Linked DNA regions of Homo sapiens: region 2 is linked to region 1. Evidence: chromatin contacts called from ENCODE Hi-C data. All regions are on one chromosome and are shown on one strand. The core of a region is the stretch at or near the end of the contact, and the rest is flanking DNA. Distances in the headings are between cores, read along the strand shown.

Evidence for each region. A loop is a pair of places that touch in the nucleus more often than their neighbours do. Pooled maps may share reads with other maps.
Region 2: a pooled map shows a loop between it and region 1 (6-fold over the local background). The contact joins the enhancer-like site here to the promoter of NETO2 in region 1. A Hi-C loop is called at or near these places in 1 of 168 maps with a recorded cell type or tissue (naive thymus-derived CD4-positive, alpha-beta T cell), 1 of 37 single-sample maps with no recorded cell type and 8 of 50 pooled maps.

The regions. Positions count from the first base shown.
Region 1 is chr16:47,142,349-47,146,451 of GRCh38, reverse strand. NETO2 (neuropilin and tolloid like 2) reads left to right here and starts at 2,507. Exons shown (of 9, transcript NM_018092.5): 1 at 2,507-2,873. The coding sequence starts at 2,840. ITFG1-AS1 (ITFG1 antisense RNA 1) reads right to left here and starts at 2,384. Exons shown (of 4, transcript NR_110904.1): 1 at 1,958-2,384. RefSeq lists silencers at 1,977-2,306, 2,367-3,206, 3,377-3,526.
Region 2 is chr16:48,351,991-48,355,709 of GRCh38, reverse strand. It overlaps LONP2 (lon peptidase 2, peroxisomal), which reads right to left. Exons shown (of 15, transcript NM_031490.5): 15 at 1-3,719. Among named protein-coding and RNA genes, the nearest start is that of SIAH1, 32 kb to the left of the region's middle. Within about 2 kb of position 1,954, at least 7 of the 41 ENCODE cell types and tissues checked have a DNase peak (open chromatin) inside an H3K27ac peak, as active enhancers do.

The sequences.
Region 1 (4,103 bases), core at 1,258-3,757:
GGGAACAGACTGGGTGCTACTGGGTGATCTTCCAGGAAAATAATAATTCAAATACAGAACCCAAGTGAGAGATATGAAAACGCTTCCCTTTTGATTTGGCTAACATATGGCCACACAGTAGTCTCAGCTATGATCTGTGCTTTCCTACATTCCTCGAAAAATCGACTGCAGACGATTCCACCAGCACATCTAAAAAAGATAGGTGTCTTAAAAGGGAGCCACAAAATGAACATTCCCAATTGGAATCTACTCCCAAGCCAACATTCTAGAGGAAAAAAGATTTTTTAGGTTTAATCAAAATAATACAAGTAAGAGCTTCTAAAGTAAACGTAGAAGTATTACAGATCTACTTTTGGAATTCTTGTGGTTGCTCTAATCTCTCCCCTTTTATTACAACCTCAACTGCCAGATGAAATCTTCCCAGAACTCCATTACTGCACTATTAAAAGTAATCATTTACCTAACTAGCATTTGAGCACCTATCTCCATAATCAAAGCCCACCATGTCCAACCTCTTTATACCAAACACAACACTTGCCCCACGTTCCAGGCTCATCCTGCTCCCTGCCTGCTGAGCTCTTCTTCTGCCTCCTCTCCTCTCGCCACCCCAAGCATTTCCATGGTTTGTGTGTCACCTCCTTCAGGAAGTCTTCTCTGATGACATGACACGCAGATTTTTCCTTCAGTCAACAACTTCACATTAAGAAACTATTATGTTAATTTGAGAGCCCCTTCCTCTCAAATTTTTTTGGTTCACTGTTGTCTGTAACCTATACTTAATATTGTCTTCTTACTCTCCTATTCTACTAATATGCTACATCATTATTATTATTTGAGACGGAGTCTCGCTGTTGCCCAAGCTGGAGTGCAGTTCAAGCGATTCTCCTGCCTCAGCCTCCCTAGTAGCTGGGACTACAGGCGCGTGCCACCACGCCCAGCTAATTTTTGTATTTTTAGTAGAGATGGGGTTTCACCATGTCGGCCAGGCTGGTCTTAAACCTCTGACCTCGGGTGACCCGCCTGCCTCAGCCTCCCAAAGTTCTGGGATTACATGCGTGAGCCACCTTTTCATATCCGTGGGAAAAAGTTCTTAAATGTTTTATTTCCTAATTGGTTCTCGTGTGCGATCTTAACTGTAGTAGGTGGTTACCTTTAGGAACCCAAACTTACCCATCTTTTATGCCCCCATTCACAGCACATGGCAAAGGGTGAAACACCTCGATATTAATTGGTGTTAAGTATGTTTTTCCTTTGTAAATCTCATGAATTATTTATGCTTTTGTACCTTTCTTGAAGGAATACAAAGTGAGAGAGAAGAGCTTAACACCTGAAAAATGTTTCAGTTGCCTGACATTGTCTTTAGCTACAATTGGTTAGACAAACGTTTACAGAGTTCCTACTACACGCAGAGACAGGCATAAATATTCTATTATGGTAAGGCCTTGATCACGGTTGTTATCTCCAGCACCAATCATTGTCTTCTGCACATAATTAACACCCAATACGTATGTGTGGAGTGAAAAAAATGAATGCAGTCGGCCTGCCTGCAAGCAGCTGATATTTTAATGGTGTGAGGGTGAGGGAGATATAAAGGATGAACAAATAAATAAATGAGGAAGGTCATATCAGTGTGATAACCGCTGTGGAGAAAATAAAGCAGGATCATGAATACCACCAACAGCCAGGCAGTTGTTGGCAGACCTGGAGACTCCCATCAGCTGGCGAAGCTGCCCAGCGTAGTGGTTAGCTGCTAGGAGGGCAGCCCCGGGGGAGGTGCACAGCCCTGCCGCTCATTCGCTACGCGGCTCTGGACGAAGGGCTTCACCTCTCTGGCCTCGACTTTCCAATCCCCTAAAACCTACTTCATGAGGGGGAGTCTGAGGAGTTGGTACTAAAGTGCCTGTCAACCTGGCGGGCGCTAGGGAAACGCCGGCAGCGCCGCGGGTCGGGAACTCACCGGCGCGAAGGGCACGGAGAGCCTCGGGCTCCCTCTGCCGATGTCCGCGCTTCCCTGCCCAGGGTCGAGCAAGGCTGAGCTGGGCAAAGTTTTGACCTTGAATGGAGGTCTGGGGGACTAGGGACCGGCGCCCCTCTCTGTCTGCTAGGGCTGGCGGAGACCCGGCAGGCCGGCGAGGGTGCGGGGCCGAGGTGGGCGGCGCTTCCCGGGCGCCTCCGTCAGACGGGAGGCATCGAGGGCTCGGCCAGCTGCCCCGGGCGCCCTGCGCGGCGGCTGGGCACGGGCCGGTCACTGCCCCGGCGCCGGCCTCTCGGACGAGGCCGCCGCGCAGCCACGGCGAGAGGCACCCTCACTACCCCCGCGCCCAGCCGGCTCCCAGCCCTAACGGCAGCCGGCGGGGAGCGACGCCGTCCCACGGCGCGAGGCCGCGGCGGGCGCGCGAGGCGCGGCGCGGGGCGGGGCGGGGCGGGCACATGCGCACAGGCGGCGCAGCCGGCACGCGGCGCTCGCGCTCCCTCCTTAAATGAGCCTGGGCGCCCCGCGCCCGCCACTTCAGTGGATCCCGCGCCGGGGCCGCGGGCGGAGCTGCCTGCCGGTCCCGCGCCGCGCGTCCGCACTCCTCGGCCCTCGGGCGGTCGATGGGACGGGGCGCCGCGGAGCAGGAGGCGGCGCCCGTCGGGGTGCTCGGGCCGCGCGGGAGCCCACTGTGGGGCTCGGGCATGGCGGGCCGCAGGACCTGAGCTCTCCTCAGGGGAGCGGGGAGGCAGCTGCTGGCCGGCGATGGGGACGGAGTGGGGCCGTCGCCGCCGCGCCGAGCCGTGAGCGCCGAGCCACCGCCGCCGCTACCTCAGCCCTTCGCGAAGCGCCGGGCAGCTCGGGAACATGGCCCTGGAGCGGCTCTGCTCGGTCCTCAAAGGTAAGGACCGGGGCTGGGGCCACGGACGGCGCCCCCTGCGGGCCGAGGCTGGCGCGCCGCCCTGCCCGCGCCTCTGCGTCCCTTACCCGCGCCCGGGACCCGACGCGCCTCTTTGTCTGGCGGGGCTCGCGGCTACTCGGAGCGGACCGCGGGGCGCGAGCCCTGCCCGGCTCCGCCGGCTCTCCGGGCGCGCCGCTTCCGACCCCTGCGAGTCCGGCCGACGTTCGCGGGGCGCGTGTGGGAAGAGGGATCGGGTCGGGAAGGCGGCCAGGAGGCCCCTGGGCCCAGCAGGGCCCTCCGGGCTGCGCCCTCGCGCCGCTTCCGTAGAATTCCGCGCATCCCTTTGCAAAGTTGTGAGATTCCTGTCGTGGAGCGGAGGCCGCTCTTTCTCCAGATGTGATGGCAAAAAGTAATTCCACGAGAACAATAAAAGCCGCGGCCGTGACGTCGTGCAGTGGTTTTCGAATAGCCCCGCGGCGCCTGCACCTCGCGGCGGGGAACGGGGCCTGCTGGGCCAGCCGGGTCCCACCTGCTGCGGCCACGGAGGCTGCGGCACCACTGCGGGCTCCGGGGGCGGCGCGCGGGCGCCGCGGACCCGGCTTGTCCCGGCCCCCGGGGAGCGCTGCTGCTCGGGTGCTTCCCGGGACGCGGCGCTCCTCGCGCTCCGCCAGAGGTCTCAGAATTCCCCGCCGCTGGTGTTCGGTTCTTACTAATTTGTTGTACTGGGAATTAAAACAGTTGGCTTGTCCAGAGCACAGAGCTCTAAAACCTACTCCACCGGCTTTGCATTTCCCAGGAGGTGGTAATTTAGATGAAAATTTATATACATAGATAATTAGGATTGGGATACAAAGTTGCTCCTGAAACTCGGACTGAATAAATCGTCTTTTCAATTTCCAGAGGGAAAACAGCACCACCACTCAGTAAAGGACTTCCCTTTTTCCCCCTGCTGATTTAAATTGAAAGCTGACGTGTTTGTAATGTCGTAACATGTTCTTTTTTTAAAAATTTCGAGGGTACGGCTGAGGCATTATTAACGGTGTTATGTATAACTCAGCACTGTATCTTAATATTTGTAGAGTGACTTTTTTCCTGCTCCCTAACAGCACTTTTTTCAAATTTGTTTTATTAGAAAGTTCAGTGTAATTTTGCTTTTGATTTTAATTGGACACATTGTCTACTCTCCACATATTCCTAAATTCGTAATTGAGATTTCAGTAATTCGAAACG
Region 2 (3,719 bases), core at 705-3,204, 1.2 Mb before region 1:
CACCCATTTGGAGGGCTATTATAAAAAACCCAGAAAATGAGTGCTGGCAAGGATGTGGAGAAACTGGAACATTTGTGCATTGCTGGAAGGAATGTCAAATGGTGCAGCTGCGGTGGAAAAGTTTGGCAGTTCTCAAAAAGTTAAACAGAATTATCCTGTTGTCTTAGTCATTTGTGTTAACCGTAACAGAATACCTGAGACTGGGTAATTTAAAAGTACGAATTTATTTCTCATAGTTGTGAAGACTGAGAAGCCCACGATCAGCGTGCTGGCAGACTGGTATCATCTATTGAGGGCCCAGTCTCAGCTTCTAGGACGGGGCCTGTTGCTGTGTCCTCATATGGTGGAAGGGAATCGAAGGGCAAAAAGGAGGTAATTGGTTCCCTTGAGCCCCTTTATAAAGGCACTAAATCCATTAATGAGGATGGAGCTCTCATGACATAATCACCTCCTAAAGCCTCACCTATCACGTTGGTGGTTGCTTCAACATACGAATTTGGTGGGGGGACATTCAGACCTTAGCATATGTGATCTAGTAGTTCTGCTCCTGGATATGTATCCCTAAAGGACCTAAGAAGGGACTTCAAGAGAGATGTGTACACCCATGTTCATAGCATTACTCATAATACCCAAGAGGGGGAAACAATCAGCAGATGAGTGGATAAACCAAATGCGGTCTATGGATATAGTGGTGTATTATTTGGCCATAAAAATTTCTGGTACTTGCTACCACATGGCTTTTTCCCAGGGAAAGTATTAGTTTTTGTTTGACAAAACACCTTGATAGGTCATGGTTCTGCAAGGCAGAGATGTGAAACAAAGAAAGCTAACTGTTGCAAATAATAAAAAGTTGGAGTTCCTTTGAGCTAAAGCTAAAGTGGCAAAGGAGGAAGAGGTTCATCCCTACCCTTCTGCACCCCATTATTTTGAAGAAAAAGAGTGGCCTGACCCTCCAGATCTTTCTTTTCTGGAGGACACTGGGCGAAAAGTAGTTGCCCCAGTGACTGTTCGAGCAGTTGATGGCTTGCTAAGTAAGAATGCTAAACACAAAAGGACAACTCTTGTTTGATCCCACTCATATGAAGGGAAATTCAGAAAGAAAGTGAAATAGTGGTTACCAGGGTCTGGGGTGAGGGTGGAATTTGGAGCTCTTTTTCAGTGGGTACAGAGTTTCAGTTTGTGGTGATAAAAAATGCATGTAAGCCGGGTGTGGTGGCTCACGCCTGTAATGCCAGCATTTTGGGAGGCCAAGGTGGCCGGATCATTTGAGGTTGGGAGTTTGAGACCAGCCTGGCCAACATGGTGAAACCCTGTCTCTACTAAAAAATACAAAAATTAGCTGGGCGTGGTGGCACACACCTGTGGTCCCAGCTACTTGGGAGGCTGAGGCATGAGAATTGCTTGAACTGGGGAGGCAGAGGTTGCAGTGAGCCGAGATCATGCCACTGCAGTGCAGCCTGGGTAACAGAGCAAGACTCCATCTCAAAAAAAAAAAAAAAAAAAAAAAAAAAAAGCGTGTAGAGTGGACATGCTTAGATCCAGTAACTGATACCCCCAAATTATATGCTTAAAAATGGTTAAAATTTTGGCTCTTCCCCACCCGCCCCACCCCTAACCCCCCACCCCCCCCAAAAAAAAAAAACCCAGGTGAAAAAGGAAGAGCTTAGACTTCAACCAACCAACCTCCCACCCCTGGAATTAAAAAAAAAACAAAACAAACCAAAAACAAAGCTAGTGCAATGGTCATACTGTTCCATGTCATACACAGCAAGGGGAGAATGCATTATTCTCTCAATGGATGCCTTTCGAAAGATATGCTTAAAGCAAGTGCCCTCCTGCTGCTACAAAGTGCAAGGCTGCCTGTGTCAGGACTAAAGGAAGAATACCGAGAACCCCAAGTTATATCCTTGTTGCCCCTGCTGGGTGGAACAGGGCAGAGCGATGTGGGTGTGGATTAGCGCCCTCTGGTTGCTGAAAGTGAATTCACAGTTTGTTCTAGTCCCCAGTTAGATGACGTTGGAAATGATAAAATTACAGTAGTTAAGATAGTCAATGGCATATTTTCAAACATCCCGATGTTCTTTCTCTCCAACTGCCATAACTAGTCCTAGGTCTGGACTTTTCCTCTCAATGCATTCAGATAAACTTTTATCAGCAGGCCTGCTATTTTATCACAGTATTTTGGCCCAATCTTTTTTTTTTTTTTTTTTTTTGAGACAGGGTCTCACTCTGTCGCCCAGGGTGCTGGAGTGCAGTGGCGTGATCTTGGCTCACTGCAGCCCCGACCTCCCTCATCCTCCCATCTCAGCCTCAAGTAGCTGGACTACAGGCGGGTGCCACCATGCCCAGCTAATTTTTGTATTTTTTGTAGAAATGGGGTTTTGCCATGTTGCCCAGGCTGGCCTTGAACTCCTGAGCTTAAGTGATCCACTCGCCTCGATTTCCTAAAGTGCTAGGGTTACAGGCGTGAGCCACCATGCCCAGCCCAGACTTCCTTCTCATCCAGGAAATTCCAAAATGTCTTTACATACATATTCTTATATTGTGTAATAAAAGATTCTGAAGTCCATTACTGGCTAGAATAATAACTAGAAATTGCTTAATATTACTATACATTGCATTTGAACTTAATCTCCACAGTAACAATTAGGTAGTATTACTTGGATTTCATGGATGAAGAAAACCAAGATACAAAAAGTTCACACAGCCAGTAAGCAGATGAGCCTGACTTCATAGTCATACATAGCCTGAATTGAGTCCCAGCAGGAGCACATGGGCATGGACATCTACCAGATTTGGGAACTGGCGTAGCCAAGCAAGAAATAGGAGACGGAATCAGGAGTTAGGATTCCATGCTTAGGACCATCCCAGATGGATGGCTGCCTCCCTCTGGGAGCTGCACTCTTCTGAGGTTGCAGGCATCCAGGGCCAGGGTGCTTCTGTGAGGTGTGCCAGCACGTGCCACTCTGCTGGATACAAGCTATCATGTTCTGAGGGCTGCTTCCCTCAGCATAAGAAGGGGCTTCTATTGGGATGTGTAGGCTTCATTGTAGGGTCCACTTGAGTCTTTTTTTTTTAGAGACAGTCTCGCTCTGTCAGCCAGGCTGGAGTGCAATGGCGCGATCCCAGCTCACTGCAACCTCCACCTCCTGGGTTCAGGCAATTCTTGTGCCTCAGCTTCCCAAGAAGCTGGGATTACAGGCACATGCTAACACGCCTGTATATTTTTTGTAGAGACAGAGTTTCGCCGTTGGCCAGGATTGTCTTGAACTCTTGGGCTCGGTGATCTGCCTACCTCGACCTCCCAAAGTGCTGGAATTACAGGTGTGAGCCATCACGCCCGGCCCACTTGAATATATATATATAGCCAAGAATAGTTGGCTATACTTTCATCTTTGCCTAGTTCTAAGTAATTGATTGGTTTCAGGATCCAATAAACTCTACAGGTAAATCCACTAAGGTAATGGTCTATACCGGTGGTTCCTGAACTTGAGTGTGCAGCAGAATTACCTGGAAGGCTTCTTAAAACACAGATTTCTGTCCCCACCTCCCAGGATTTGATTCAGGCGGCCTGCTGTGGAGCCTGAGAATGTACATTTCTAACAAGTTACCAGGTACTACAGATGCTTCTGTTCTGGAGACTGTGCTGAGAACCACTATGCTATATCTTTCCAGGGACAGTAAGGATCCCACTAAAAAGACAAGAATTCGATTTTTAT